Linked DNA regions of Homo sapiens: region 2 is linked to region 1. Evidence: read pairs that join two places in POLR2A ChIA-PET (ENCODE). Cell type or tissue: Panc1. All regions are shown on one strand. Each heading gives the region's core, and the rest is flanking DNA. Links, peaks and the distances in the headings are about the cores only. Region 1 overlaps ARHGEF33 (Rho guanine nucleotide exchange factor 33). Region 2 overlaps GALM (galactose mutarotase).

Evidence for each region. Peaks named below come from ENCODE experiments on the same cell type or tissue, not always from the same donor. Only the 100,000 strongest peaks of a DNase experiment are listed, where the experiment ranks them.
Region 2: POLR2A ChIA-PET joins it to region 1 with 11 read pairs; 2 of 35 experiments call an interaction of 5 or more read pairs at or near these places.

What each region holds. Positions count from the first base shown.
Region 1 is chr2:38,900,707-38,916,505 of GRCh38, reverse strand. The region is part of intron 2 of ARHGEF33 (Rho guanine nucleotide exchange factor 33); the gene reads right to left. Among named protein-coding and RNA genes, the nearest start is that of ARHGEF33, 19 kb to the right of the region's middle. In Panc1, for the core only: no CTCF peak of the experiment used is centred there; no DNase peak of the experiment used is centred there.
Region 2 is chr2:38,684,057-38,699,855 of GRCh38, reverse strand. It overlaps GALM (galactose mutarotase), which reads right to left. Exons shown (of 7, transcript NM_138801.3): 4 at 9,962-10,043. It overlaps LOC124905993 (a long non-coding RNA gene), which reads left to right. Exons shown (of 3, transcript XR_007086292.1): 2 at 2,486-2,619; 3 at 14,182-15,799. Among named protein-coding and RNA genes, the nearest start is that of GALM, 26 kb to the right of the region's middle. RefSeq lists a silencer at 6,835-7,129. In Panc1, for the core only: no CTCF peak of the experiment used is centred there; a DNase peak (open chromatin) is centred at 8,825; H3K4me3 peaks cover 374 bases; H3K27ac peaks cover 6,131 bases.

The DNA.
Region 1 (15,799 bases), core at 4,013-12,012:
TAAGACGAAAACTTTCTTCTCCTTAGCAATTGTTAATTTACTTGATATCTAATCCATTCTAGGATGAATATAATTAAATCACAGAATGTTACAGCCAAAGAGACTCTGAGAAAATTATTCTATCCAAGTTCTTCATTTGTAAAAGAAGCACATGAGACCTAAGGAGGGGAAGAGAAGTGGCCTGCCCAAAGCCATCCGGCTTTAAAAACGGTCTTTAGAAGTGATTTCTGTTACTATTTGGGGGAAGAAAATCTTTAAATATGCAAAGCCATATATTTATGGGATTTTTGTGGGTGATTTTTCCTGGAAATTTAGTCGTTAGTCTACAACTAATTGAAAACAACAACAAAATCCATATATCATAGGTAAAATGAAAACTTACACATTTTCTGAGCTAGAATATCCCCATGCTCATATGGTCACATATGTACATATGACAACTTATTTCAAGACATAATACTTTCTTTTATTTTATTTTTTGTAGAGACAGAGTCTTGCTCTTCCCAGGCTGGAGTGCAATGGCATGATCATAGCTCAATGTAACCTCGAACTCTTAGGCTTAAGGGACCCACCTGCCTCAGCCTCCCAAGCAGCTCAGACTATAGGCATGTGCCAGCACTCATGGCTAACTTTTCACTTTTTGTAGAGACAGGGTCTCCCCATATTGCCCAGACTGTTCTTGACCTCTTGGCCTCAAGCAATTCTTCCACTTTGTCCTCTCAAAATGTTGGGATTACAGGCATGAGCCACCATGAGACATAATAAACACGTGTGATGGATAGTAAGTTAGAAATTTTATTTAGTAAATTACAAAAGCAACAAAACTACATTAGAGGCCAGGCATGGTGGCTCATGCTTGTAATCCCAGCACTTTGGGAGGCCGAGGCAGGTGGATAGCTTGAGGCCAGGAGTTCAAGACCAGCCTGGCCAACATGGTGAAACCCCACTCTACTAAAAATTTAAAAATTAGCCAGGTTTGGTGGCACACGCCTTGTAATCCCAGCTACTCAGGAGAATTGCTTGAACCCGGGAGGCAGAGATTGCAGTGAGCCGAGATCACGCCGCTGCACTCCAGCCTGGGGGACAGGGCGAAATTCTGTCTCAAAAAAAAAAAAAAAAAAAAGTCAATAAAAAAACTACGTTAGAGAAAATTTGGAAACTCTACAGGGGACAAAGCAACTATAACGCCTCTACTTAAACAACTATCATGATCACTTGTTTGTATTGCCTGTTAATATTTTTTCTCTGGAATGTTTTACATAATTATTAATGAAGCCTACCTAAAATTTTGTAACTACCTTTCCCACCTATATTATAGCATAAACATTTTACTTTCTTTTAAAAATTGGACCATGGCTGGGTGCAGTGGCTCATGCCTGTAATCCCAGCACTTTGGGTGGCCAAGGATGGAGGATTGCTTGAGGCCAGGAGTTCAAGATCACCCCAGGCAACATAGTTAAGATCCCATCTCTGTAATGGAAAAAATAAAATAAACATAGGATCATTATTGTTGTACAGATAAAATACATGAAGAAAAACTTTTTAAAAATTAAAAAAAAAATGGACCATTATTATTTATACTGTTTTTATTGTGGCTGTTTGAGCAGAGGTAAAAGTGTTCCTCCCCAATCCCAACTGATGTTAATAATCTCTGGTATTTTTTCCATCCTCATATAATTGCACACAATCATATACAGAATATACATATATGGAGTGGGGTTGTTATTGTAGGTTTATATATTGTACTTCTCTGCATCTCACTCTCACATAATACATTGTGGCAATCTCTCCAAGTTAATTGGTATAGATCTAAGAAATTACTTTTTTTTTTTTTTTTTTTTGAGATGGAGTCTCACTGTTGCCCAGGCTGGAGTACAGTGGTGAGATCCAGGCTCACTGCAACCTCCGCCTCCCGGTTTCAAACTATTCTCCTGCCTTAGCCTCCCAAGTAGCTGGGATTATAGGTGTGTGCCACCACGCCTGGATAATTGTTGTATTTTTAGTAGGGATGGGTTTCACCATGTTGGCCAGGCTGGTCTTGAACTCCTGACTTCAGGTGATCCGCTTGGCTCAGCCTCCCAAAGTACTGGGATTACAGGCGTGAGCCACCACATTTGGCCCTAAGAAATTACTTGTAATGACTGCATAATATTCCATGGTACAAATGAACTGTGTTAATCATTTCTCCACTGATGAACATTCCCTTTATTTTCATTATTTTGCCATGGCAAACAATGCCACAACAAACATCTTGGTACATAGAGCCTTACATGTTGGTGTTTTTATTTATGTGGAGTTTCCATAGATGTGGCTAGGCTGCTTTCCAAAAAGGCTATAACTATTCTTATTTCCCCCAGGAATATTCATTGCCTGAATACCTTTCTCCTGCATTCCAGCCAATAGTGGATGTTAACATTTTTAGTTCTTGTTGGTCAGATGGGTGACAAGTGATAGTTTATAGCTACTTTTGCTGATTGCTGGTGCTATTGAGCATCTCTATATCGTATACTTACTATAAGTTTAGATTTGCTCGTCTGTCAATTATCTAATCCTCTGATTTGCCTAATTTTCTTTTGGGTTATCTGCCTTTTTTTTTTAACCAAGGAGTGACAGCTTCTAAATAATACGTATTAACTGTTTATTTGTTATATGCAATATTTTTCCCATTTATCTTTTTGTCTTTTGACTATGTGGTCACTTTTGCTATTGAAATATTCTTTTTATTTTTTTTTTTTCTGAGACAGAGTCTTACTCTGTCCCCCAGTGCAGTGGCATGATCTCGGTTCACTGCAACCTCCACCTCCTGGGTTTAAGTGATTCTCGTGCCTCGGCCTCCTGAATAGCTGGGATTACAGGCGTGCGCCACCACGCCCAGCTAATTTTTTGTATTTTTAATATAGATGGGTTTTTGCCATGTTGGCCAGGTTGGTCTCAAACTCCAGGTCTCAAATGACCCACCCACTTTGGCCTCCCAAAGTGGTGAGATTACAGGCGTGAGCCACCTTGCCCAGCTGGTAGATTGTTTTTGTTTTTTATTCTATTTTATTTTGTCATTAAGCTTATGTTAGCCATAACGAATTGGAAGTTTTTCATCTTTTTCTATAACCTATAAAAACTTCAATTACATTGGAATTATCAGTTCTTTAAAAGATAATAGAGCAGAGCTATGAAACCATTTGATCTTTTAAAAAAGTAGTCAGATCTTCAAGGCCTTTTCAATTTCTTCAAAAGAAATTTATCTACGCAGCTTTTCAACTTAATTAGTCACTTGTATTTTCCTAGGAAACTACGTATTTCCTTAAGTTCATCAAATTTGTTGACAAAGCCTGTAGTCTCAGCTACTTGGGAGGCTGTGGCGGAAGGATCATTTGAGCCCAGTAGTTCAAGGCTGCAGTGAGACAGGATTGCACTACTGCACTCCAGCCTGAGTGACAGAGCAAGATCCTGTCTCAAAAAAAAAAAAAAAACAATTTGTTGACAGAGCATAAGCATTTTCCCATATGCTATATAAGGAATGGTGGAGACAGAATGAACTTTTCTTGAACAGCTGCTATATGCCAAACATGATGCTTCATATTTTATTTATATTTTCTCATTTAATTAAGTTCTCATATTGATTCTGTTGAGGGTGTATCATTATCCCCATTTTCTAGATGAGAATACTGAGGCTTGGGAAAATGAGGTAATAATATGCCCAGGATCATGGCATACAGAGCCAGAATTGTAATTCGGGCAGGTCCATATGATTTCAGAACTGGTTCTTTCATTTATTACTCCTGGCTTTCTCCAAATAGTTTCAACAATAATTATATTTATTGACTAAGAAATAGTTGCTTGAGAAAACATGTCATCATTTTCTTTCCCTCCCCCAATTATTAGGGTAATTTTCATTTTTTACTATAATAAATGGATATAAAAAGGAACAGAGTCCTTTTTCTTCATATTTAGGACATTTTTTCTTAAGCTAAGTTTCCAGAACAGAATTTCTAGGTTGACGAGAATGACTGTAATAATGAATATGTATTAAAGGGTACAGTTTAAAAGGGAGCTTAATAACAGGATTACACAGAAAGGTAATATGACTTATTTTGGAAAAAGCCTTGCTATGATTATGAAAGTCCCTTTGAGATCTCACTTGTAGTCTGCTCTTCATTTTGTACTGGGAATCTCTCACTCTGAGCCTAGTAATTCTTCACTGTGCCCTTGATAGCCCTTGAATCACTGCCTGCCTTTGAATAAATAACCATCAGATGCTGCCACATGCCTCTCACCAAGTTAATGTGGCTCCTATTCCTCCCTGACCTTCCTCCTTTCTTTCTGTCTCTACAGTTGCAGTGCTAACCTCTAAAAACACCCATTCAGGCCTTGGCGGACACTGGGGAAAATAATGTTAAGTGAGCCTGTTGGTGTCTATATCATGCCTGATCATGTTACAAAGCCATGGTTTTCAGTTTATATTTTTTGAAGCCCAGGCTTTCTTGAGTCTGTCTTGAGTGGAGAGAGGAAGCCACCAAGCTGGTAGGGTTCTGGGTCCCCCTTTTTACCCCCTTCAACCAGAGCCTCTCTGTTCTTGTCTGATTCACGTACTACAGCTTTGGGGGAAGCACTTCCTTTTTTTATTTTTTTATTTTTTGAGACAGGGTCTCACTCTGTTACCCAGGCCAAAGTACAGTGGCATGATCATGGCTCACTGCCTCAACCTCCTGGGCTCAAGCAATCCTCCTGCCTCAGCCTCTCAAAGTGCTGGAATTACAGGCGTGAGCCACAGTGCCTGGCGGGGAAGGATTTCCTTTGAAGATCAGCTTCTGCTGTTTAAAAACAAAGGTTCTAAAATTATTGATATAGAGAAATAAGAATGTTGAAACAATAAGAAGTTATAGCCATATTTGTGTAAAATTAATTCAGAAAAATTTTTTTAAATAATAAGTTAACAGAAACCTAAAGAATACTGAAAAGTCTCCTGACCCTCCCCTAGACTGACCTAGAACGTGTACCCTCCTCCCCATATACACACATAAGACTACAAAAACTGAGGATTGTCTATTACTTTCCAATTACTGCTGTGACAGAAAAGGAAAGTTTGGCACTTTGGGGAATTGAAATTAATTGAAAGCAGACTTGAGTTAATTTCCATTTCAGTGTCCTTTATTGAATGGGTCTTTAGTGCACATTTCTAATTTAGTAGAATGGGAACTTTTTATGCTGGGGGGAGGGTGATGAGGAAATACTTTCCCCTGAAACTAAAATAATTCATCAGGACAAATCCTGTAGACATTTTCAAGAAGAGAGTCTATATGATCTTTGTGGTGTAGAAAAAATGCTATAAACATTATGAAAAGGGCTATTTGCTTTTTTTTTCTATAGAGCCTAAAAGCAACATTATTTTGTGACAGTAACACCCTGTTTGTTCATGCTTCGTAGTTTTCAAAGCACTCTCATGTATGTTATCTCACTTGATCACTACGGCAATGCTGTGCAGTGGGCCAAACACACGTTCCATTCATTTTATACCCAAGGAAGCCATAGCTCATACAAATTATTTGCCCAAAGTTACACTGGAAGTCGCTTCAAGTAAGACCAGTAGTCTTTCTATGTTTCTCTAAATTTAAATAAACTGCTTCATGCCACAGTATTTCAAAGTACTGTAATTTAAGGTACCACTTTAAGGTACCATTGTCACTAAAAAAAGGTATCAATTCCTGTGTGGGCTCTGATAGCCATCTGCGTAAACTGGTTGAATGGACTGATACAAGGAAGAAAGTTTTGGCAGGTCTGATGAGAGAAAGAGATTGAGAGAAAGAGAAATAATACAAAGTAGGACTAAAAAGAGGGATGTAACCACCAATTCAGAGAATATGAAATATTATTTGTAAAATTCAGTATGCAATATTTGTTGCCAATAATTTCTTTCTCTCTTGCTTTTTTCTTTTTTTGTAGAGATGGAGTCTTGCTGTGTCACCCAGGTTGGAGTGCAGTGGCAGGATCTCTGCTCACTGCAACCTCTGCCTCCCGGGTTCAAGCAATTCTGCCTCAGCCTCCCGAGTAGCTGGGACTACAGGCACAAGCCGCCACACCCAGCTAATTTCTTTTGTATTTTAGTAGAGACGGGGTTTCACCGTGTTGCCCAGGCTGGTCTTGAACTCCTGAGCTCAGGCAATCCACCTGCCTTGGCCTCCCAAAGTGCTAGGATTACAGGCATGAGCCACCACACTTGGCTGCCAATAATTTCTAAAAGCTAAATGAAACAGATAATTTTCTAGGAAAACATACATTATTGAAATTTGTTTTAAAAACAGTATAAATTTTTTTATCCAGAACAACTATCTGCAGAAAATATTAAAAGAGAAGGTCAAATATCTACTCCCCAATAGGAAATGATTCAGCATAATATCACAGGAAGGTTCTATAAATAACAGTGTCTGTGTTATTTAGTCTATGCTATAGATAGAATACATGTAAATAGCTAAATTTATTCTATGAGGTTCTGAGACCAACTCTAGGATAGCCTACATAAATAAATAAAAAAATAACTATACGTATTCTAAATAAAATGTCAGAAAACAAAAATATAACACTATGATCAGCAAAAAAATAAAAATTAATGGTTATAAAACTATTAATAGAATTAATTAATCAATGTAACGCAAGAAAACAAAGAGTACAGTGTGACCCTTAGAAGCAAAATGGTAAGGAGATAAGACAATTCTCACAATATGAAGATACACAAGTGCTTAAAACTAGGATACCTCAATGAAAATGCAGCTTTCTATGCCCACAACCAAAAAAAAAAAAAAAAAAATCATCCTTGAATACATAGCAATTTAAAGTGGCAAAGGTAATAAATTAAAGAATTAAAATTAAAATAGGGGTCTGGCACAGTGACTCATGCCTGTAATCCCAGCACTTTTGGAGTCCAAGGAAGGCAGTTAGCTTTAGCCCAGAAGTTTGAGACCAGCCTGGGCAACATGGCAAAACCCTGTCTCTACAAAAAATACAAAAAAAAAAAAAAAAAAGAAATTAGCCAGTCGTGGTGGTGCACTACTGTAATTCCAGCCACTTGGAAGACTGAGGTGGGAGAATCACCTGAGCCCAGGAAGTCAAAGCTGCAGTGAGCGATGATAGAGCCACTGCACTCCAGCCTGGGCGGCAGAGTGAGACCTGGTCTAAAAAAAAAATTTTTTTTAATGAAATAAATAAAAGAATTAAAATAGGACTCTGCCACCAGACATCTCAAACAATAAGTGGCCTTATTTTGAAAATGGTCCTTGGTGCTCAAGTCAGCCCCTTACGTGACCCTTTGTCAAATATGGGTGCTGCTAGAAACAAGGTGGCTCCTGCCACTGAACCAGGTCACAAGGCCATCACCCCTCCTTAGTTAACTGCCTTCATGGCTGTCCACTCCCCAGACTGTGAGCAACTAAGGGGTATACACGGAGTTTCATTCCTCTTTCTGTCTCCAGCTCCTGGCACCATTCTCAACATACTCTCAACAAATATTTATGGAAGTGACCTGAATTCTCATGCAGCAGACTACCAGTGAAACACGCTTTTTACTACAACTTGCTTCACATCAACAATAAAGACTTAGTGGTAAATATAGAGAGTTTGGCCTGAAGATTATTTTTATTAGGAAAAAAGGCCTATTTTATTTTAACAAGCAAAGTTCCACTGGCAGAAATATATCCCCTTGTTCCCACTCCCTGGCTTGAAAAACCAAGAAAGAGCAGGCTCTCCTAGTAAATGGTCCCACACCAAAACTAACTGTAGTGATGTTCATCACGGCCAGCAACACCAAAGTGCCCAGAGCCAGTGAGAACAGGAGCAAAGCACAGAGAATAGGTAATTCCATAGCTCAGGAGCACAGAAGGCTCAGAAGTGAAATAACAAAGATCCTTCCATCCTCACTCCACTGGCATGTTAATTTTTGTTGTTGTTCACCTAAGATCAGTCAGGATAGAGTAAATTGGTAGAGTTAATATGTGTCTACATCAGTCAAGAAAAAAAGAACATCAGCATGCTGTCACACACACAAAACCAACCACTGGCCAGAGATATTTTAAGTTTAAAAATGCCTCATTGAAGACATAAAAACTTATCAAAAGTTTCAGATCAGGGCTGAAAGTCACTTCCAGGGGCTCTTCTGACTCATTTTAATACTTGACCTACTTAACTGTGTCAGAACCAGATTTCGTGAGCCTGAATGTCTCATGGCCTCTGTGTCTGGTCAGGGAAGATATTCTTCATCTCTTTTCTTATCCTGACTTGACTCTCTTTAATCTCAATCTTTCAAACAGATTCTCTCCCTGGATTCATCTGAGTGGAAGTTAAAAGCCTCCTGGAGGCCAGGCACGGTGGCTCAAGCCTATAACTTTCAGCACTTTGAGAGGCTGAGGCAAAAGAGTCATTTGAGCCCAGGAGTTCAAGACCAATCTGGGCAACATAGTGAGACCCTATCTTTACAAAAAGTTTTTTTTTTTCAATTAGCCAGGCATGTTGGCATGCACCTGTAGTCCCAGCAAGTTGAGAGGCTGAGGTGGGAGGATCACTTGAGCCCAGGAGGTCAAGGCTGCAGTGAGTCATGATAGTGCCACTGCACTCCAGCCTGGATGACAGAGTGAGACATTGTCTAAAAAAAAAAAAAAAAATCCTCCCAGAGACACTGTGCAAGAGGCAGAGAGCCCCAGTACAATGTAAATATCTACTTAAAAAGACAATAAAGTGACTGTCACTATACTTTCACTAAGTAAGTCCCAATTGATAGGAAGGAAAGACAAAGAAGGACAAGAGTGCTCTCCTGGGAAACGCTGGAGGGAAAGAACCCTGAGCTCCAGAGACAACTCCCTCCAGTCCTAGAGATGGCCCTGATTTGCAGAGGGGTACATTAACATGGAAAAACTTTAGTCCTCAGGAAATGTTCCTTCTGCTAAATCACAGGCAGTGGCAGGACTCCCAAGATCTGAACCAGGTGGCTGAGTTAGTAGTACATTGTAAAACGGATCATCAGTCACCAAAGCTTAATTTAGGTGAGAGGGGAAACCAGGTTACTGCTGCCCCTCCTGGGAGAATTTTTTTCATAGTTCAGATGAAATGACATCCAATTTGGAGCTGCCTTTGGTGCTCTCAGAACAGCTAGAAAGGAGAAAAAGAGTACAATCCATCTTCAGAATGACTATAATTTCCCACTACTGCCCAGTGAACAAAGACTCCCAGTGAGCAAAGCCTTCAAAAGTTGGAAATCATAGTCAAACCTTGAAAATGGATGAGTTCAGTTAGAAAAATGGTCCACAGCCCGTGCATACTTGACAGGGGTCAGCGATGGTCCCTGGGTACTAAAACCACAGCACTTTCCCCTACAGAACTAGTCCACTCACAGGCCTTAGGCATTCCTACCTGGGGATCTCGGTCCTACAACCCTCTGCTCTCTGTCAACCAAGTTTTGCTCAACCCTCAAAGGGCAACTCATGTCTTATACCCTTCATGAAGCCTGCTTTGGCCATTCTCCTCAATTGTCATCTGTCAACTCTCCTCACCTAAACCAAGGATCATCTTTTTTTGAGACAGGGGGTCTCATTCTGTCACCCAGGCAGTGGTGCAATCATGGCTCACTGCAGCCTTGACCTCCCAGGCTCAAGCAATCTTCCCACCTCAGCTGCCTGAGTAGCTGCCACCAGACCCAGACCTTTTTTTTTTTTTTTTTTTTGTAGATACAGGGTTTCACCATGTTGCCCAGGCTGGTCTCAAGCTCCTGTGCTCGAGCGATCCTCCTGCCCTGGCCTCCCAAAATCCTGGGATTATTACAGGCATGAGCCACTGCACCCAGCCGAGTCTCATCTTATAACCGATTATTATCACAAAGTCCAGCAGCAGAAGCCTAGATATGGGAAAGAGTCAACATTTTTGTTGATCAATGAAAAGTGTAAATTCATCATTAGTTTGATTATTTCTTTTATAATTCCAGCTTACCTCATACATGCCCTCCCTAGAGCTAAGGCATACTGAACCCCACAAATTAGTACATTTTTACCACATCTGAAAAGTTTGGAACAATGAGAAAAGGGCTAGAGACATTCCATAAGGAGACCAGAACATGCTGGGGCTGGTTTTGCTAAGAAGCTATTTTTTGATTCCTCAATCTATTGTTGCATTATTTCAATTTCCTTGTTTGGAACAAGTTGGGACAGGAATAAGTTAATAAAAAAAGAAGAGAAGTGTTCCATCCCCCTACCTCCAAACTGAATTACATACTTCTCCTTTGTCCCAGATAGTTAGATAGCAATCCTGTTCTTCAGAATTTTTTTCTTTTTTTTTTTTTTTTTTGAGACAGAGTCTTGCTCTGTCACCCAGGCTGGAGTGCGGTGGCACAATCTTGGCTCAATCTTGGCACAATCTTGGCTCCACCTCCTAGGTATTTTTTTGTAGACGTGGAGTTTCACCATGTTTCCCAGGTCATGTTGCCCTGATCTCGAACTCCTGGGCACAAGTGATTTGGCCACCTGGTCCTCCCAAAGTGTTGGGATTACAGGCATGAGCCACCACACCTGGCTTCTTCAGCATTTTTTAAAGTATGTGAGGAAAGACACTGAACAACCTCACTTGAAGTCTATTCTAGGGCTGCTTAAGCATTCTGTAAGGCAGTCAGTCCCTGTGCAGATTATGCTCATTTCATCTTGTTCTGATGCCACTGGAAAATGATTCCTTCACCTGAAGACAAGTTGATCTAACAGGGCACACACGCTGCCCCACACCATTTCCTGCCTTTAATGCTCTTCAGAGGGTCTTCCATTTTGATTTCTGATAATGCAATCTATGAAAATTTTCATCAGGCTTCCTGCTGTAGAACTAAATAAAAGAGTTCCTCAAAGAGTCAGGAAGGCAGGGCACCTGCTGGCCCATACAGTCTGGGAATAGAAGAATACTAGACTGAGATCTAACACTGACTTCTTACTGTGGGGCCTTAGGAAAGCCAGGCACTCTCTCTGGGCTTCCATTTCCTCATCTGTAGTATAAGGAGCGTTTCAAAGTCCTGGTAGCTCTAAAATGCTGAGGCTAAAATTTAACAGGGTAATTCCAAATATCACTCAGCAGTGTGGTAACACGGTGATATCACAACCAATGGCCTCCCTTCCCCAGCCCTCCAGCCCCCAAAGCCTTCTGTAACTGTTCTTTTGTTTAATCCAAACAAATCATCACCTTACCCTAAACTGAAATTATGCTAAACAGTTCATCATTTCTCAATCACTAGTATTTTCACTATGCAGTTTTACCTATGTTTTAGTATTCAGGTCTTTAAGGAAAGGAAACAAAACTGGCTTTTTTTTTTTCGGCTAAATGAATGTCCTTGGTCACCCTTATATTTCTTTCCAACGAATAATGTCACTGGGCTGTTCCATGGTCACCTGAATCTCAGTCTGTTGAAATCACATTGGTATCTTTAACCTTTCCAGGCTCCCCCTTCAGGTTCCACTAGCTCTGCCACTAGCACCACCACTGACCCACTCTCAAGACCTCGGAATGATCGCCTCTCATCCTAAAATTCACCAGCTGTGAAATCCTTACGAGTCTTCCTTGCTAAGGTGTCTTTCATTTTCTCCTTTGCTTTTCATTGTCGCCTCTTTGGATCAGCCCTGACTGCTTCATGCCTAAACGTCTCTAGGAGCATCCTAGTTAGTTCATCCATCCTCTTCACTGCCAGTAGATTGTTTTCCTTTAAATGTCACTTACATGATCTTTTGTTCCTGCTCAAAAACTGCAATAGGCGTTTTCTTTTCTTTTTCTTCTTTTCCTTTTTTTTTTTTTTTGATACAGAGTCTCGCTCCGTCTCCCTGGCTGGAGTGCAGTGGTGCAATCTCAGCTCACTGCTCACCTCTGCCTCCCAGGTTCAAGCAGTTCTCCCTGCCTCAGCTTCAGGAGTAGCTGGGATTACAGGCACCCACGACTACGCCTGGCTAATTTTTGTATTTTTAGTAGGGATGGGATTTTGCCATGTTGCCCAGCCTGTTCTCGAACTCCTGACCTCAGGTGATCTGCCTGCCTCAGCCACCCAAAGTGCTGGGATTACAGGAGTGAGCCACTGCACCCGGCCTGTTTTTTCATCTTCATAAAATAAAATCGAGATCTCAAAGTCCTCCACAATGTCCCTGGCCTGCCCCTCCAGCCTCATTTCTGATGTGTAGGAGGCCTGCCAGCTGCCTCAGCCTTCTCTGCCACTTGCATTTCTACTTTGTCTCTCCTTCTCCCTGCTGCCTGGTCTGCCCTGCTCATCCCACTCCAATGGACAAATCCTTACTCATTCTCCAAAGTCTAATGTAGGCCCATTCCCTCTCTAGAACTTTCCCCCTTCAATCCAATGGGAAATTATCCTTCCTTTCTTGGAATAACTGTAAAACTCAATAGGAATCAAAACAAATTTTTCTACTGTTATTCATTTTATGTAAATAATCTCATTTTCTAAGTTAATTGTAAACTTCTTTGAGAAAAGAGGCTATTTTTTTCCACCTCTTATTATCCCTGGTACATAGGATATATTCTAACATAGGGTAGAAGTTCAATAAAGGTTTGTTGACAAAGACACTAAACTGTCCTAAACACTGGCAGTGGTAACTATCTAGCAAATAATCCCCCTCAATTAATGAATTATTGATAATTAATTGATAAGGTGTTCTCGCATCTAAAAATCATGGATGTAGAGATTAAAGGAGAAATAATTGGTAGAAGAAAATCCAGACTGGGTGAGTAGAACAAAAGGATTTAGTGTTCTATCTAGGCCCTAAAGGGTATTTGCAGAGTTATAGGGTCATAAAATAGGATGATCTGCAATAGCTTAGTCCTTGTTATATATATTAGATTCTAGTGTTTAAAATTTAGAAGCAAACTCAATCCTTTTCTTCCTTCACCCACTTTGGAATGCACCTTAGAATCCTTACTGCCTGGTGTTTGCCCACTTCTTTCTTCTTAACACCTGGAGGGCTTGCCTTTGTCCCCTAGTGTCTGCCATTCATCTGCTCCTGGATGCTCCTGTCTCCAAAACAAATTATGTGATGGGCTTTGAATGAGCCAGTAGATGCAGAATAAATCTAAAAAAAAAAAAATCCATCCCTTTGAAGATAGTATTTCCAGCCTAGTCCTTGCATCTTTAACTTCTTCCTATACATTTTTTAGCTTAGGCCCTTCCTTTAGCGTGTGATATAAATCTGGATGTAAAATTCACATGCAAAACAGATCCCTGCTTCTTAAAATCCTGTAAATTCAGTTATCATAGTTTTTTTTAATGTACTATTAATTGTCCATTGGTAAAAATTAAATAAATAAGTAGATGCAACACACTTGAGAAGTCATTAAAATGTTAAAAGACTGTTTGGAATCACAGAAGCCCAGAGAAGCTCATTTGTGGAAATCCTGGGCTATAAGGGATATGAGGAAGAAGAGCTAGGTTGAACCTCAAGCTATGATTTATCTCCACCAAGGCCTATTTCGTTCCTATCTCTTGGCAACTTCAGAATCTTCCCAAATTTACAATATCCTACTACCCTACATCAAGGATAAAAAAGATCTAAGGTCTCTGCTTGAATGTCACTTTATTAGAAAGGCCTTCTTTGACCCATACATATAAGAGAGGAGTCCTGGCCTCTATACCCTATCTCCCTTTCACTGCTTTATTTTTCTCCACAACATTTACCAATCAAATGATAATGTTATATATTTCTTTGCTCATTGACCATCTTGGCTTATCAGTGCCCCCTCATGAGGACTTGGACATTTTTGTTCACTCTGTATTCCCCAAGACCTAAACCAGTGTCCAGCACAGAATAGGCCTTGAATAAATAGGTGCCGAATAAATGAATAAACCAATCTCATAGTTCGGAAGGACCAAACGAAACAAAACTGCACCCACCATAACTACTTGCAATATTTAGCTAAGGAATCAGTGTAGAGTGGTAAAGAAAATTAAACAGAAAGATTATACAGAGATCAGCCAGCCAAGCCCTGTCACTTTACAAATACGGAAAATGAGGTCCAGAGAGGATAAGTGACTTGGCTAAGTCATAAGCTCCTGTTTTGACAGAAAAAATAAAATGCTTCACTACAGAGTCCCAATTTCTTATATACATATGGTGATTATGGAATCGGATAACACGTCTTTAATCTCAGTGAGGCAGACCTCAGAAGTAAGTGGTATAAAATGGCTGTCAGGTCAGATGCCTTGCCCAAATATATCAACCTCACTGCCTGTCGCCAACATTATGACTCTATTCCTTTGAATCTTGAGAGATTTTTAAAAACACACTTTAATCTGTTCTCAGCTAATACTTCAGCCAGTTGAAAGCAACACCAAGAACCATGCTAGTTGTTTTTCTTTTTTTTTTTTTTTTTTCTTGAGATGGAGTCTTGCTCTGTCACCCAGGCTGCTCTGTCACCCAAGCTGGAGTGCAGTGGCGCGATCTCGGCTCACTGCAAGCTCCACCTCCCGGGTTCACGCCATTCTCCTGCCTCAGCCTCCCGAGTAGCTGGGACTACAGGCGCCCGCCAACACGCCCAGCTAATTTTTTGTATTTTTAGTAGAGATGGGGTTTCACTGTGTTAGCCAGGATGGTCTCGATCTCCTGACCTTGTGATCCACCCGTCTCAGCCTCCCAAAGTGCTGGGATTACAGGCGTGAGCCACCGTGCCCGGCCTCATGCTAGTTGTTAATAGGGAGTAGAAATGAAGAGTTTGAGTTTGAAGTCTGGAAGATGTGAATTCAAATCCCAAGTCCATGATTTAAATAGCTGATTGACCTTGGGAAAATTATTTACCCTCTCCGAGTCTGCTGGCTTAGTCTCTGGAACGACCGTAAGACTCCAGTGGTGATTATTGCTATGCTTTGCATTTTGGTCCTAGTACAAAGCTGGAAGCTCAGCTCTAGCCTGAGATCAGTAGAGATAACAGAAGCAGCAAATGCAGAATTCTCCTGAGGAGTCCAGATGTAAAGGTCTTCCAGGATAGGGATGTGTTAGCTTCCAAGGTCTGAAGTACCGAGCTCAGAAGTGAGCCCTACCCGGGAGCTGGTTACTGCTGCAGCCCTCAGAATGGAGCGCTCCCATCCACAGCACAGCCTCAGCTCAGCAGTGGGTAGGAAGGGAGCCCACCAGCAACCAGCTGCTTGGCAACTCTGGGCCTAAAGTTGGTGTTAGAGCGGGATGAAGGAGCTGCCCTGGCACCAATTTATCAGAGGTGCTAAAACATCCCCAGAAATGTGAGAAGGAGAAAACTAGATTTATCAGGATTTCTCTTAAGGAAAGTCTCTTGTGTGATTGAAAGAATGCTTCTTTCTGGCAGTTTTACTGATCACAAAAAGTAAGATAAGTAAATAAATAAATAAATAAAAAGAAAGAAATGCTCCGATAAGCCCCTTGAGGGCAGGTGTGTGTGTGTGTTTGGGGTGAGAGTGGGGTATCCTAAATGCAGGCTTGAGTAGCAACACATGGTCACTAAAAAGCCTTCAGCCTTCAAAGAAGGCTGAGTCTGGTTTTCTTGTGGGATTTTCATTTTGCTGAGCAGTGTAGCCAGTGTGAGGCCAGAGCTGAACTGTTATTGATCCTGGACAGGAAGCTGAGTACTGCTCTCGGGAGCCTCCTCTTCCACCCTTCCTCCAGGAAGAGATCACCCTGTCTTCATTCAAGTGTGAGATATTGAAAGAAAATCCATTCAAGCAAGTGCCAGACTTTTAATCTGCCTCAGGTATCTTGATTCAGCTCTGTCTGTGGGACCTTAATCTTAAATCTCAGAAACCCCATCTCACTAACTCCACCTCGTCGGCTCT
Region 2 (15,799 bases), core at 5,170-13,169, 220 kb after region 1:
GACCATATGTTAGCCCACAAAACAAGTCTCAACAAATTTAAAATAATTGAAATTATATCGAGTATCTTTCCTGACCACAGTGGAATAAAACTAGAACTCAACAGCGAGGTGAACTTTTGAAATTGTACAAATACACAGAAATTAAACAATATGCTCCTGAATGATCAGTGAAGAAAATTTTAAATATTCTTCTCTTTTCTTTTTTAAGATGGTTCTTGCTATGTTGTCCAGGCTGGTCTTGAACTCCTGACCTCAGGTGATCAGTCCACCTCGGCCTCCCAAAGTGCTGGGTTTACAGGCATGAGCCACCGCACACAGCCTAAAGGTTGTTTAATGTTAATAAAAGTACAGCTAGATAGGGGGAATAAGTGCTAGTGCTCTAAAGCACTATAGGGTGACTATAATTAACAACAACTTATTGTATATTTTCAAATAGCTAGAACAGCAGATTTTGAATGTCCCAACACAAAAAAATGATAAATGTTTGAGGTGATGGATATGCTAATTACCCTGATTTGATCCTTATACATTGTAAACATGTATCAAAATATCCCAGTGTACCCTGTAAATATGTATTAGGTATCAATAAAATATGTATTAGATATCAAGTATTAGGTATCAATTAAAAATAATAACAGCTGGGGCCAGGTACGGTGGCTCATGCCTGTAACCCCAGCACTTTGAGAGGCCGAGGTGGGCAGATCACCTAAAGTTAGGAGTTCGAAACCAGCCTGGCCAACATGGTGAAACCCCGTCTCTACTAAAAATACAAAAATTAGCTGGGCATGGTGGTGGGCGTTTGTAATCCCAGCTACTCGGGAGGCTGAGGCAGGAGAATTGCTTGAACCCAGGAGGCGGAGGTTGCAGTGAGCCGAGGATGTGCCATTGCACGCCAGCCTAGGCAACAAGAGCAAAACTCTGTCTCAAAATAATAATAATAATAACAGCTGGACACAGTGGCTCATGCCTGTAATCCCAGCACTTTAGGAGGCCGAGGTGGGAGGATCACTTGAGAGCTCAGGAGTTCAAGATCAGCCTGGGCAACATAGTGAGACCCCATCTCAAAAACAAACAATATATAAACAAATGTCTGACAAAGCAGCACAGGGATCTGGCACTGCAGTGTTCTCTGTCTCTGGACATCCATTATCTACACCCCTGTCCTTTCTGGGAAACAGCTTCAGGGAGTTCTACTTCTGGGAAATTACAGGGACAGCCCTGACAACAATAAACATAGAAAACACATGCCAGAGGGACTCATATGCCCAACAACAGAGTGTGCTCCCATCCTATGGAGCAGCAAATGCTTTATGGGTGTCATTTTTTTCCTTTTTTTTTTTTTAAGTAGCTAAGAATAATTGCTCTGAAGACGCAGAGCTAAATTAACTGCTAACATCCAAACACAGCCTGACAGTGTACCTGCAAACTTTGCTCCTGGTCCATGGGTAAAAGGAGCTCTCAGCCTTGCAGAAACCTTCTGTTGGTGCCACCTGCCATGGGACAGGAAAGAAGCACCTGTGAGCAAGGGCTATGCACTCAATACACCACTGCTGACTCCTAAGTGCCGGAATTTCATCTACAGAGGTAGCTTTAGAAGTTAGGTGATGAATTCTATTCATTTATTTAAAATATATATATAATCCCAGCACTTTGAAAGGCTGAGGTGAGCAGATCACTTGAGGTCAGGAGTTTGAGACCAGCCTGGGCAATATGGTGAAACCCCATCTCTACTAAAAATACAAAAATTAGCTGGCCGTGGTGGTGCGCACCTGTAGTCCCAGCTAATTGGGAGGCTGAAGCAAGAGGATCATTTGAACCCGGAAGGCGGAGGCTGCAGTGGGCCGAGACTGCACCACTGTACTTCCAGCCTGGTGATGGAGTGAGACTCTGTCTAAAAAAAAAAAACCCCAAAACCCAAAATTGCCAACAGGAAGAAGGCAGGAGCAAAACAGGTGCTCATGGCTGCCAAAGATTTGTGGGTCCTGCCTGGGGTAGAGGTCTAAATGCCGGCTCTGCATTGAAGACGTAAGGGAATTTCTTTGTCTTGCTCTTGCTCTGGCTCCCTGTAACTGCATACCATGGTATCTCTTTTCTTTCTAGGTGATAATGCCCCATCCATAAGTGGGTTACTAACAAAATGGAGGACAGGACGTCACTCCTCCCCAAACACCTACAGGGGGAAGGTCCCCTTTTACTGAGCACTGTGGCCACAATTTTAACAGTTACTGCAAAATAAAAGTTGCTACATTCTCATGATGATGTGTTTTCCCATCACCTGAAAAATTATTTACCGAGTGTCTGTAGCCAGGGTGAAAAACACCCCTAAAGTTTAGATATGCATCAGTATTTCCCTCAAGAATAGCACACGTTAAAACTTTTATAAAGAGAAAACAAAAATAAGGAGTTGAAAAACATATAAGTATAAATTAATAGCCACAAAAGGGAGAAGTTAAAGAGAGACTATGAAAACATCTTTGTCTTGCAGAAAGATACAATCTGAGAAGCAACCCTGCAGGACTTGGCTGAAAGTCAACAGGCGGCTGATCAAATGAAGCAATAGAAGCTGTGTAATTTGTCACATCAAGCACCTGCGACAAACCCACGCACAATCCGAGGAATGTAGGTGATCTGACAAAAGGCCTTATGTTTAAAATTTACCCTAAGTTTCCCTAAATCCATCACAAATTTCCCCACATAAGCCACTTTTTCAGACACAGTTTAACTATCTTTTCTTGTGACACTAGGTGCATTTGAAGAGTTCTTGGGGGCCGGGTGCAGTGGCTCATGCCCATAATCCCAGCACTTTGGGAGGCCACAGCAGGTGGATCACTTGAGGTCAGGAGTTCGAGACCATCCTGGCCAACATGGTGAAACCCCCTCTCTACTAAAAATACAAAAATTAGCCGGGCGTGGTGGCATGTGCCTGTAATTCTAGTTACTCGGGAGGCTGAGGCGGGAGGATTGCTTGAACATGGGAGGCAGAGGTTACAGTGAGCTGAGATCGCGCCACTGCACTCCAGCCTGGTTGACAGAGCAAGACTCTGTCTCAAAAAAAAAAAAAAAAAAAAAAAAAAGCTTTCTTGGGGGTAGGTGCGGTGGCTCACGCCTGTAATCCTAGCACTTTGGGATGCTAAAGTGGAAGGATGGCTTGAGGCAGGGAGTTTGAGACCAGCCTGGGCAACATAGTGAGACATCATCTCTGCCAAAAAAGAAAAAAAAATCCATGTTGAGACATTTTCGTGTAAAAAAAGAAAAAATTACCTGGGTATGGTGATGTGCACCTGTAATCCTAGCTATTTGGAAGGCGGAGCCAGGAGGATTGCTTGAGCCCCAGAAGTTTGATGTTACAGTGAGCTATGATTGTGTCACTGTTTCAGCTTGGGCAACAGAAAGAGACCCTGTCTCAAAAAAAAAAAAAAAAAGAAAAGAAAAAGAAAAGCTGGACACAGTGGCTCATGCCTGTGATCCCAGCACTTTGGGAGGCTAAGGCAGGTGGATCACCTGAGGTCAGGAGTTCAAGACCAGCCTGACCAACATGGTGAAACCCCATCTCTACTAAAAATACAAAATTAGCCAGGTGTGGTGGCACATGCCTGTAATCCCAGCTACTTGGGAGGCCAAGGCAGGAGAATCGCTTGAACCCGGGAGGTGGAGGTTGCAGTGAGCTGAGATCACGCCATTGCACTCCAGCCTGGGCAACAAGAGCGAAACTCTGTCTCAAAAGAAAAAAAAAAATCTCTACACTTTTTTTACTGTTATAGTGACAATAATAGAGGCTTTTCTCTCCAGGAGCTCTAAGTGAAATTAATGAGAAATCTCATGACCCTAAGAAGAGAGATTTAAAAAACAAACACGCAGGCGGGGTGTGGTGGCTCACACCTGTAATCCCAGCACTTCGGGAGGCTAAGGCGGGTGGATCACTTGAGGTCAGGAGTTCAAGATCAGCCTGGTCAACATGGTGAAACCCCATTTCTACTAAAAATACAAAAATTATCCGGGTATGGTGGCATGCGCGCCTGTAGTCCCAGCTACTCAGGAGGCAGAGGCAGGAGAAGCACTTGAACCCGGGAGGTGGAGGTTGCTGCAGAGAGCTGAGATCGAGCCACTGCACTCCAGCCTGGGCAACAGAGTGAGACTCCGTCTCAAAAAACAAACAAGCAAACAAACAAGCAAACAAACAAAACCACACACACATAAACAAGGATTTGGGGTGGAAAGCAGAGGACTAGGATGGTAAGCAAAATAACTGATTTACGCAGTAAAAGTCATTCATATGCAAAAAGGCCAAAGCTGTTTTAGAGAAGTTTTCTACTGTTGATTTCTGAGGGTTTCAGCACAACCAAGCAGCCACCCCAGGAAAAGCCAGGTAGAGCAAAGGGTCTAAAACGAACTCATTATCCAGCATCTCCCCAGGATAAATGAAGTACCCACCATAAGGGACTGCTCCAGATAGCTGAACGCCACCCTGTAAATGGTACAGCTTTTCTTTAACTGTGTCTGTAAGTTTGCTTTCTTTTTTTGAAACTTTATTTATTTATTTATTTAATTTATTTATTTTGAGACTGGGCTGTGAGATTGGCTAATTTTTGTATTTTTGGTAGAGATGGGGTTTCACTGTGTTGCCAAGGCTGGTCTCAAAGTCTTGGGCTCAAAAATCCAACCGCCTCCACCTCCTGAAGTGCTGGGATTACAAGCATGAGACACTGCACCCGGCCTGTTTGTAAATTTTCTACCGAAGGTGATTTTTCTATCATTTTCAACAGAGATGACCAACATACATACTTAAAGAATGTGAACTTTCAACACAACTTGTTCATAACAAGATTCTGCATATGAGAAAACCAAGAACCAGAAAGACAAGGGATCTGTCAGGAACACCATATGCTGCAACAGAACAATGACACCTGAGGTGACTTTCCCTTGACTTTCCCTTTCTTTTTTTGTTTTTTTTTTTTTTTTGAGACGGAGTCTTGCTCTGTTGCCCAGGCTGGAGTGTAGTGGCCCGATCTTGGCTCACTGCAACCTCCACCTCCCGGGTTCACGCCATTCTCCTGCCTCAGCCTGCCGAGTAGCTGGGACTATAGGCGCCTGCCACCACGCCTGGCTAATTTTTTTGTATTTTTAGTAGAGACGGGGTTTTACCATGTTAGCCATGATGGTCTCGATCTCCTGACCTCGTGATCCATCCGCCTCGGCCTCCCAGAGTGCTGGGATTACAGGCTTGAGCCACTGCGCCCAGCCTGACTTTCCCTTTCTTGTCAGACTGACAAGGCCAGACACTTAAATTCATGCTCTTTAATTTCAAGAAAACCTCTCCCTCCTTCCCTTTTTCCTTTCCTTCCTTCCTCTTTCTCTCTCTCCCTTTCTTATATTTAATTTAAACAAACTTGGTTTCCTGTTTTCTTTGCAGAAAAGTAGAAATAAATTGAAGGGAGGAAGGAACAAGGAGGAGACAGTGAGAGGACTGGGGAGGCTCCCTGTACAAAAGGTGGCAAAAGAGCTGAGGATTGACAGCTGGCAAAAGTCTGTTCTTTGTTTTGGCTTACTTCTCATTTATTGACTATATGTTGCACTTGGGTATTTATATAGTAAAGAAATTAATTTACTTTTCTTTTCTTTCTTTCCTCACTCCTTTCTGCCTCTCCCCTACCTCCCAAATCTTCTTCTTTTTTTTTGAGACAGGGTCTTGCTCTTCACCCACATTGAAGTGCAGTGGCACAATCACAGCTCACTGCAGCCTTGACCTCCTGGGCTCAAGCAATTGTCTTACCTCAGCCTCCCAAATAGCTGGGACCACAGGCATGCACCAACACTCCTGGCTAATTCAAAAAAATGTTTTGTATTAACAGGGTCTCCCTATGTTGCCCAGGCTGCTCTTGAACTCCTGGGCTCAACCAATCTTTGGTCTCCCAAAGTGCTGGGATTAAAGGTGTGAGCCACTGTGCCTGGCACCAAACCTTCTTGACATCTAACCACATTGTAAGATCTGTAGAGTGCAGGTCTACTTAAGAGCCTGAGTTCTAATACCAGACTACCTTGGTGTGAATCCCGGCTTTCCCCAACTTGTTAACTGGGTCATCCTCTGTAAGGTACTTTAACTCCTTGTTCTATAGTTTTCACATCTGTTAAATAAGAAAAATGAACAGAACCTACCTTACAGGCTTGTGGTATGAATTATTTATAAAGTCCTCCCTGAAATACTAGCTATTATTATCATAAAGCTTCACCTTATCTCACAGATAATCAGTATCTTCTTTTTCTCAATTCAACAAAACCACAGTCGGTAGATAGTGCATATTTATTTTGAGAAGTCTTAATGGAGTATGGCTGGTCTAACAGGTTATTTTCTCTCTCTCTTTTTTTTTTTTTTTTGGAAGCAGAGTCTCGCTCTGTTTCCCAGGCTGGAGTAAAGTGGCGTGATCTGGGCTCACTGCAACCTCTGCCTTCTGGGTTCAAGCGATTCTCCTGCCTCAGCCTCCCAAGTAACTGGGATTACAGGCGCCTACCATCACACCCAGCTAATTTTTGAATTTTTAGTAGAGACAGGGTTTCACCATGTTAGCCAGGCTGGTCTCGAACTCCTGATCTCAAGTAATTTGCCCACCTCGGCCTCCCAAATTGCTGGGATTACAGGCATTAGCCACTGCACCCGACCTGGTCTAACAGGTTCTTGTAGCACGTCTCAGGAAAGTGGCCTTGTGGTTCAGTCCAGCTCTGGCAGAACACGCTGAAGTTTGAGACTGGACTCAGGCACACCTGTGAGTCAGCTATGTGGATCGGCCTTGAGCTCCAGGCCAGCCTGGGGCCACCCAGGGCCACCCTAGGGATTGCAGTTCCACAGAGCCTGGTACAGATCTGACATGGCCCCAATCAACCTCTCCAGGCCCATCCACTCTCTGCCACTAAAATTATGCCCCAAATGCTTTGCTTCAAAAGCACAGCACTTCCCTGGGCTAGTCCTGCTATTTCTTGCACCGCCCACGCTTGTTCATCTTTATCTGGAACACCTTTCTCCTCCTCACTCCCTGGCAAACTTCCACTTTCCCTTCCAGGTTTTATTTAACTCTCATTTCCTCTATCTGGAAGCCCCCTCAGCAGTGCCTGCCCTCTGTGCCAAGTCTCCTAGTTATGTCTATCCTGATATTTTCCAGATTAATGGACACAATTCTGGCTGACCCTTCCCATAGACTGCCAACTCCTAGAGAGCCCAGCAGCACTTCTGAGTGATCAAATGATGGGCAAGCCTTTTGGATTTCTTTCAAAATTAAGCTCATGGGCTTTTGATCAGTGTTAAGAGTCAGATGAGGACCAGCATGGTGGCTCACACCTGTAATCCCAGCACTTTGGGAGGCCCAGGTGGGAGGATTGCTTGAGCCTAGGGATTCAAGACCAGCCTAGGCAACATAGGGAGACCCTGTCTCTACAAAACAGAAAGAAAAAAAGAGAGAAAATCTGGGCTCCTAGAGATTTGTTCTCAGTGGAAAGTGGGCCAGACATGTGAATTCTTACATTCCTAAAGTGCAGGGTAGCAGTTACTACCACCCATTTTTGGAGGAAGTTTCAAAGGAATCAGACAATTAGCTTGTTTCTTAAGGACTTCTGAGAAAAGAGAAAACAATACTACAATTTCTGCTTAAGTGTCACTCGGCAAACAGGTATAACATGTAGGTCTGACTCAAGTATGGATAGGTAGGAGAGAATTACAAATTTTTCATGAGCTCTGAAGTTGCAGCAACTTATTTACTTCAATGATAGAGCTCTAAAGGATTTGAAGAGTTGTGGAAATAGCAGTAAAATGTCATGCTAGGAGCCTCGTAGAATTGGAGAATGCAAGAGAGAGAAGTGGCCTTACAGATCAATTACTAGTTCTGAATTATGAGTTAGTGATAACATTTTCACTGGTCCCCAGAAAACTGAGATACGTTTGGATAATCTGCTATTTATTTTTTTTATAGTATTGGCTCCAAGTGGTACCATATTATTTTTTAAAAAGCTACATAAATTCAACATAAAGAGTTGTTCCTTATTCTGAGATTAAATTTGTTTACACTTTTATGGTACTAAAATATTCTTTCATGAAAAGATGGTGATTATAAATGGTAGTTTGGTCTTTTTTAAAAAAAAAAAAAAACTACTGAAATATAACACATATATTCCCAATTAGGTTTTTTTTTGAGATAGGGTCTTGCTCTGTTGCCCAGGGTAGAGTGCAGCAGAGATCACGGCTCACTGCAGCCTCCAACTCCTGGGCTCGAGAGATCCTCCTGCTTCAGCCTCTTGAGTAGCTGGGACCCCAGGTGCGTGTTACCACACCTGGCTATTTTTTTTTTCAATTTTTTGTTGAGATGGGATCTCACTGTGTTGCACAGTCTGGTCTCGAACTCCTGGGCTCAAGTGATCCTCCTCTGCCTCAGCCTCCCAAAGTGCTGGGATTACAGGTGTGAGCCACCATACCCAGCGAACGCAAGTTTTATGCAGTCCATTAGAGTGCATGTTAAGCCTACTGTGCTTTGCCACAATGATTTTTTACAATCAAGTAAAATAACTTGGCCTTTACAGGCCTTTAAATGCACAAATTATGCCCTGTTGTGATTTTCATCTGATCAACTCAACCGGATAGCATGAGAAGATTTTATAAATATACACAAATAAATATGCACTTATTTCATAACCTCCACTTATAAGCTAATTGATTCACTTTCTTCCTTATCAGTCACAAAACAGCAGCCACCACTATTTTTTCCTTGCAGTTCACAACATATAGTTCTACTGCAGTAATTCTGCCTCTAGGACCAGATGGGCCAGCTTACTCATGCCCTTCTATTGAGTCATGTAAATATCACAAGATGACACATGCTACCAAGACAAACAGAAAAGCCTTTAAACTCAGCCCTGGAGCCAGGAAAATATTCAAAAACTGTGATGCCAAAAATTTGACCCCATTGAGCTCAATTTTTCATTATTATTCCAATTAGTTTTGTAGTCACTATATTTATGGGAGTTCCTAATGCCTGCTGTTACCTGAAGTTGCTGTTGGGTATGCAGGCTCACATGCTTACCTTTCTTCCTCATAAAAAGTTTGAACTAGCAGCCATAAACTCAACCCATTAAAGAGGCCAAAGTGGCCGGGCGCAGTGGCTTACACCTGTAATCCCAGCCCTCTGAGAGGCTGAGGCGGGCAGATTGCTTGAGTCCAGGAGTTTGAGACCAGCCTGGGCAACGTGGTAAAACACTGTCTCTACTAAAAATACAACAGGCGTGGTGGTGTGTGCCTGTGGTCCCAGCTACTCAGGAAGTGGAGATGGGAGAATCATCTGAGCCTGGGGAGGAGGTCTAGGCAGCAGTGAGCTGAGATTGTGCCACTGTACTCCAGCCTGGGCAACAGAATGAGACCCTATCCCCTCCCGCACCGCCCCCCTCCCAAAAAAGCCAGCTAAAACAAAAGCTGTTACCTAGTGTAAGATGAGTATCCAGTAAAGTTATTTAAAATTTTTTTTAACTTTAGTTTCTTTTGCATTAAAAAAATTTTTTTTTAATCTTAAAAAAAAATAAGACGGGGTCTCACCATGTTGCTCAGGCTGATCTCAAACTCCTGGCCTCAAGTGATCCAACCGCCTTGGCCTCTCAAAGTGCTGGGATTACAGGCGTGAGCCACCGCGCCCAGCCCCAGTAAAGTATTATCTTACTCACCATTTTTTAAAAATTTTTGAAATTTTGAAATAATTTTAGACTTACAGAAAAGTGGTAAAAATACTGCATCTCTGTCCCAGCTTTCCCTCATGCTAACATTTTACATAAACACAGTACACATATCAAAACTAAGAAATTACCACTAGAATAATTCTATTAACTAAACTGTAGACTTTATTAAGATTTCACCGCTTTCTCCACTAATGTCCTTTCTTGGCCTCGAGAGCCAATCCATGATCCCACATAACACAAAAAGGTTAAATTCACCAACCTGTAGGAATCAGGGTTTCATCCACAGGCAAATAAGTATCCGCTTCTATGGTGACTTCATGGTCATTTATATTTGGGGAAGCCTGGGAGGAAAAGGTAGGGGAAAGGTTTTCTGCTTAGTCTTATTTCATATATTTGTTTTTTAACTTATCTTGCAAAAATGTTTTCAGGCATTGACAAAAACTTTTAAAATCTTGTTTGGCTGATGGTCATGATTAAATATAATCAACTAAGTGGAGGTAGATAAGGCCTCAAAATAGCAACAGATAAATTTGGAAGAAACTTTCAAGTGTGCATGCATTTTCTTTTCTAAATAGAATATGAAGGTGAAAAGTCAGAGACCACAGTGGTTTGAAAGCCTTTTGGACCTTGGCTTATTAGTGGAGGTGTTTCTTCTATTCTTCTCACTTGCCAGGCAAACAGAAGAGCAATGACTGGTAACCAGGAACACACACATCCTGAGAGGTCAGGGTACTGCTCCAGGCTCACTCCTGGGGGTGCACCTGGCACCCCCCTCTAGCCCAGTTTCCACACAGAGGCCCCACTCTCTGCTCCATGACAGAAGCCCAGGTGTCAGAACCGCAGTCCCTGCTTTTGAGAATTTGCCCACCTCCTCCATGAAGATGCAGCCTGGCCTTTGCAGGGGAGTCAAAGGCTGGTGTACTGGTCAGTGTCAGAAGGCCTGGGGTGTAGTTCCAGCTCTTCCTGAGTGGTCCCAGGGAATTCATTTAACCTCATAGACTCTCATTTCCTTTGGTTTAAAATTGGGCTAATGAGGCCGGGCGCGGTGGCTCATGCCTGTAATCCCAGCATTTTGGGAGGCCGAGGCAGGCGGATCACCTGAGGTCAGGAGTTCGAGACCAGCCTGACCAAAAAGAAGAAGCCCCGTCTCTACTAAAAATACAAAATTAGCCAGGTGTGGTGGCACATGCCTGTAATCTCAGCTACTCAGGAGGCTGAGGCAGGAGAATTGCTTGAACCCGGGAGGTGGAGGTTGCGGTGAGCCAAGATCGCGCGTGCCATTGCACTCCAGCCTGGGCATCAAGAGCAAAACTCCATCTCAAAATAAATAAAATAAAATAAATTTGGGCTAATGATGCCTCTACCTTTTCCAGGGTCCTTGTGAATAACAGTGTAGGAAAGGTGCATTGTGTTGTTTGCAAATCGGCAAATAACTTTATACATGCATGTTTCTAGTACAAATATTATTTTATATTATCAATAGCAACATATTTTAAAGCTTCACACCAGAAGATGTGGAAGGGAAACCAAGTGAGGGCTTTTGCTCAGTGAATGCTCAAAGATGAGCTAAACTAGTGGTTCTCAATTGGGGATAATTTTGTCTCTCAGGGGATATTTGACATTTGACTTTTTTTTTTTTTCTGAGACCGAGTTTCGCTCTTGTTGCCAAGGCCGGAATGCAATGGCGCGATCTCGGCTCACTGCAACCTCCGCCTCTCGGGTTCAAGTGATTCTCCTGCCTCGGCCTCCCTAGTAGCTGGGATTACAGGCATGCACCACCACGTCTGGCTAATTTTGTATTTTTAGTAGAGACGGGGTTTCTCCATGTTGGTCAGGCTGGTCTCGAACTCGCGACCTCAGGTGATCTGCTCACCTCGGCCTCCCAAAGTGCTGGGATTACAGGTGTGAGTCACCGCACCCAGTACACATTTTTTTTTTTTTTGAGACGGAGTCTCACTCTGTCGCCCAGGCCGGAGTGAAGTAGTGTAATCTTGGCTCACTGCAGTCTCTGCCTCCCAGGTTCAAGCAATTCTCCTGCTTCAGCCTCCCGAGCAGCTGGGATTACAAGCGTGTGCCACCACACTTGGCTAATTTTTGTATTTTTAGTAGAGATGGGGTTTCACCATGTTGGTCAGGCTAGTCTTAAACTCCTGACCTCAGGTGATCCACCCACCTCAGCCTCCCAAAGTGCTGGGATTACAGGTGTGAGGCACTGTGCCCGGCCGACTGGTTTTTTTGAGACAGGGTTAGGACAGGTTAGCTGGAAACAGATTCTATGGTCTGAAAGACTGGCCCACACAATCCAACTGAGTAATTCTGAAAAGAAAGGTCAAGATTTTAGAGACCATGAGAATGCATGTCTAAACACGACAGAAACTGGTTTAATTACACCACTAGTAGGCTCTTTTTCTGAAAAACTACGATTCTCTTTTTTTTTTTTTCGGAGGCAGAGTCTTACTGTGTCGCCCAGGCTGGAGTGCAGTGGCGCAATCTTGGGTCACTGCAACCTCCACTTCCAGGGTTCAAGCAATTCTCCTGCCTTAGCCTCCTTAAGTAGCTGGGATTACAGGTGCCCACCACCATGCTAGGCTAATTTTTGTATTTTTAGTAGAGATGGGGTTTCACCATGTTGGCCAGGCTGGTCTCGAACTCCAGACCTCAAGTAATCTGCCTGCCTTGGCCTCCCAAAGTGCTGGGATTACAGACTTGAGCCACCATGCCTGTCCAGAAGAACTATGATGCTCTTGTTTTCTCCCAGTGGGTGTGTGCTGGGCAGGGGTATGAGTGGGTGGGGGACAAAGCCAGGGCAAAGGCCTCTCCTCTGCACTTTCTACAGCTCACTCTGCTGTGAGCTGGGGCAGCAGGTCCAAGATGGGAGAGGGTCTGTACCCCTGCCTAGAGCAGGTCTAGCCTAGAGAGGATGTCTCTTCTGTGCGGCTCTCTCTCCTGCCATCCTCGCATGCCTCAGGGTGGTGCCAGCACCTGGAGATGCCCCTGGGACTGTGGGAGAGGAGCTGAGGGAAGAGAATTTGGGACTACTGTATTTCCTTGGCCCTATTTGTTCACTACTCAGCTCAACACAGAGGGCTTTGGGTCAGTCGAGACAAGGGGTGTGAAGGTTGGGTTCCAGGCCTTGGTGGCGCTAAACTGGGAGCTGCAGCCCACATACAGAGCTGAATAGTGTTAGAAAAAGAGAACCCAGGTGGACCAAAGCACCTCCATACTTCCTGTGCACAAATAAGCCTGGAGGAACACAAGCTATGTAATGTCATCCAATGAGGACACCTGCAGGAGGCAAAGCCATTCTCCAGACTCCTGGCCTAGCATTAATTCAGGTCTTCACTCTGTTTCCTAGGTGCCTGCCTCCTTAGAAACAGAAGTATGCAGTACATATTCTTTGGTGCCTTGTTATTTCCACACAACATAATGCTACTGGGATCATCCATGTTATATTCCTTTGTATTGTTGAGTAGTATTCCGTTGTATGACTGTATCACAATTTGTTTATCCATTCTCCTGTTGATAGACTTCTGGGTTGCTTCCAGTGTTTTACTATTATAAATAAAGCTGCTTAGAAATTTCCACTTTCTGGCCAGGCACGGTGGCTCATGCTTGTAATCCCAGCACTTTGGGAGGCCAAGGTGGGTGGATCACGAGGTCAGGAGATCAGACCATCCTGGCTAACACGGTGAAACCCCATCTCTACTAAAAATACAAAAAAGTAGCTGGGCATGGTGGTGGGCGCCTGTAGTCCCAGCTACTCGGGAGGCTGAGGCAGGAGAATGTCGTGAACCCGGGAGGCGGAGGTTGCAGTGAGCCAAGATCGCGCCACTGCACTCCAGCCTGGGAGACAGAGCGAGACTCCATCTCAAAATAAGAAAGAAAGAAAGAAAGAAAGAAAGAAAGAAAGAAAGAAAGAAAGAAAGAAAGAAATTTCCACTTTCTGTGGTTTTTTTTTTTTAAGCACTAGAGAAATGAATCAACATGAAAATCACACTCCAAATAAACTGATGAGCCTGAGATTTAGGAAGAAGCCTAGGAGGAGAAGGAAAAGAACATTCATCAGGCACCCACCCTCTTAAGGGTCACTGGGTCACCAAGCAGTAGTAACATTCCTTCGTTAAAGAGATGCATGCTTTGTGGCCAGGCATGGTGGCTCAGGCCTGTAATCCCAGAAGTTTGGGAGGCCGAGATGGGCGGATCACTTCAGGTCAGGAGTTCAAGACCAGCCTGGCCAACATGGTGAAACCCCATCTCTACTAAAAATACAAAAAATTAGCCAGGGGCACGTGCCTGTAATCCCAGCTACTCCAGAGGCTGAGGCGGGAGAATCCCTGGAACTTGGGAGGCGGAGATTGCCGTGAGCCGAGATTGCGCCACTGCACTCCAGCCTGGGAGACAGAGTGAGACTCCGTCTCAAAAAAATAAAAAATAAAAAATAAAAATAAAAATGCATGCTTCTTTTTATGACTCTTCTAGGCTGGAAAAACGCAATGATCTACTCTGGTGGAATATTACTGTTGGAATCATTTCCTTTCAAGGCTGATGAAAACTTGGCAAGAAATGCTGATTCACAAACAGACCTTGAGGCCCATCTCTGGGTTCAGTGTTTGTTTTGGTTAACTTTGCTTGGCTGCTACCTGTTTGTAACATTAACCATTTATAGAGCCCATTATGATTTGCAGGGGACTTTAAAGACATTGTGCAATATCACTACCACAGCCTTAACTCAGCTCTCATCACCTCTAGCAGGAGGGTACAGACACTGTGGGTTACTACCCACAAGCCATGGCAACTCTTTTACCAGCAACTCTGTGCCCCCAGGCAGAAACTAGGCTTGTTGATTTATCCTATGCTAGACCAGATATTCAGGGAAGAGGACCCACCCCCGCTCCATTTCCAGAGGGCAAATTTTGACTGGTCTAAGCCAATCATCATGGCCTAATTCCCTTGCTGGCGATTGGGTTAGGCAGAGCATAGGCCACACTTCTGGCCAATGAGAAATCAGAGAAAGTTGGCTGGAGGGCTTCTAGGAAAAGCATTGCTTTTTCTTAAAAAGAGGACATTAGAGATATGAAAAATGGAATGGGTCTTTTTGTCTCTGGATGTGACTATATGAGGAGGTGATTCCTGGAGCTGTGGCCATGAGGGGACAAGCCTGAAGACAAAAGCCAAAATACTGAGGAAGCAGATGGAAAACTGGAAGAACCTGGGTCCTTAATGACATGTCTACCTGTCATGTACCACATGCTATTGCTTTTCATCTCGAATTCCCCCAGACCTGCTTTCATAACTCTTTCGGTAAAGTTTCTGTTGTTTTTTTGTTTGTTTGTTTTTATTGTTTATAAAAACACAGTCTCACTGTGTCATCCAAGATGGAGTCCAGTGGCGCAATCTTGGCTCACTGCAACCTCCGTCTCCTGGGTTCAAGCAATTCTCATGCCTCGGCCTCCTGATTAGCTGGGATTGCAGGCATCTACCACAACGCCCAGCTAATTTTTTGTATTTTTAGTGGAGACGGGTTTTTACCATGTTGGGCAGGTTGGTCTTGAACTCCTGACCTCAAGTGATCTGCCCACCTTGGCCTCCCAAGTGCTGGGATTACAGGCGTGAGCTGCCGCACCCAGCCTGTTTGTTTGTTTTTAGAGATGGGGGATCTCTCTATGTTGCCCGGTCTGGTCTTGAACTCCTGGGCTCCAGTGATGCTCCCACCTTGGCCTTCCAAAGTGCTGGGATTACAGGCATGAGCCACCACACCCAGGTCTTTAGGTAAAGTTTCAATAAAAAAAAAGTTATCCCAGTTTTGTGTTAGGCACAGGAAGGAACAGAAAAATAAAATAAAACAAAAAACGACCTGCAACCTACATACCTTTTATATTCTTTGACAAAGCCAGTTCTCCCCTCCTCCCCAGGTCTCCAACCCTCAAACTTAGAAGTGATGAGCAATACTTGGGCCCAAATAGAACAAAAATACCACTTATTAAATTTAAAAAACAAACAAAAATATATAAGATGAGCTGACTAATTTAAATATCAGGTTTTGAGCTATGTGCCTGGGGAGGGTTTGAGATATATGATAATGCTTCTCAAGGTATGG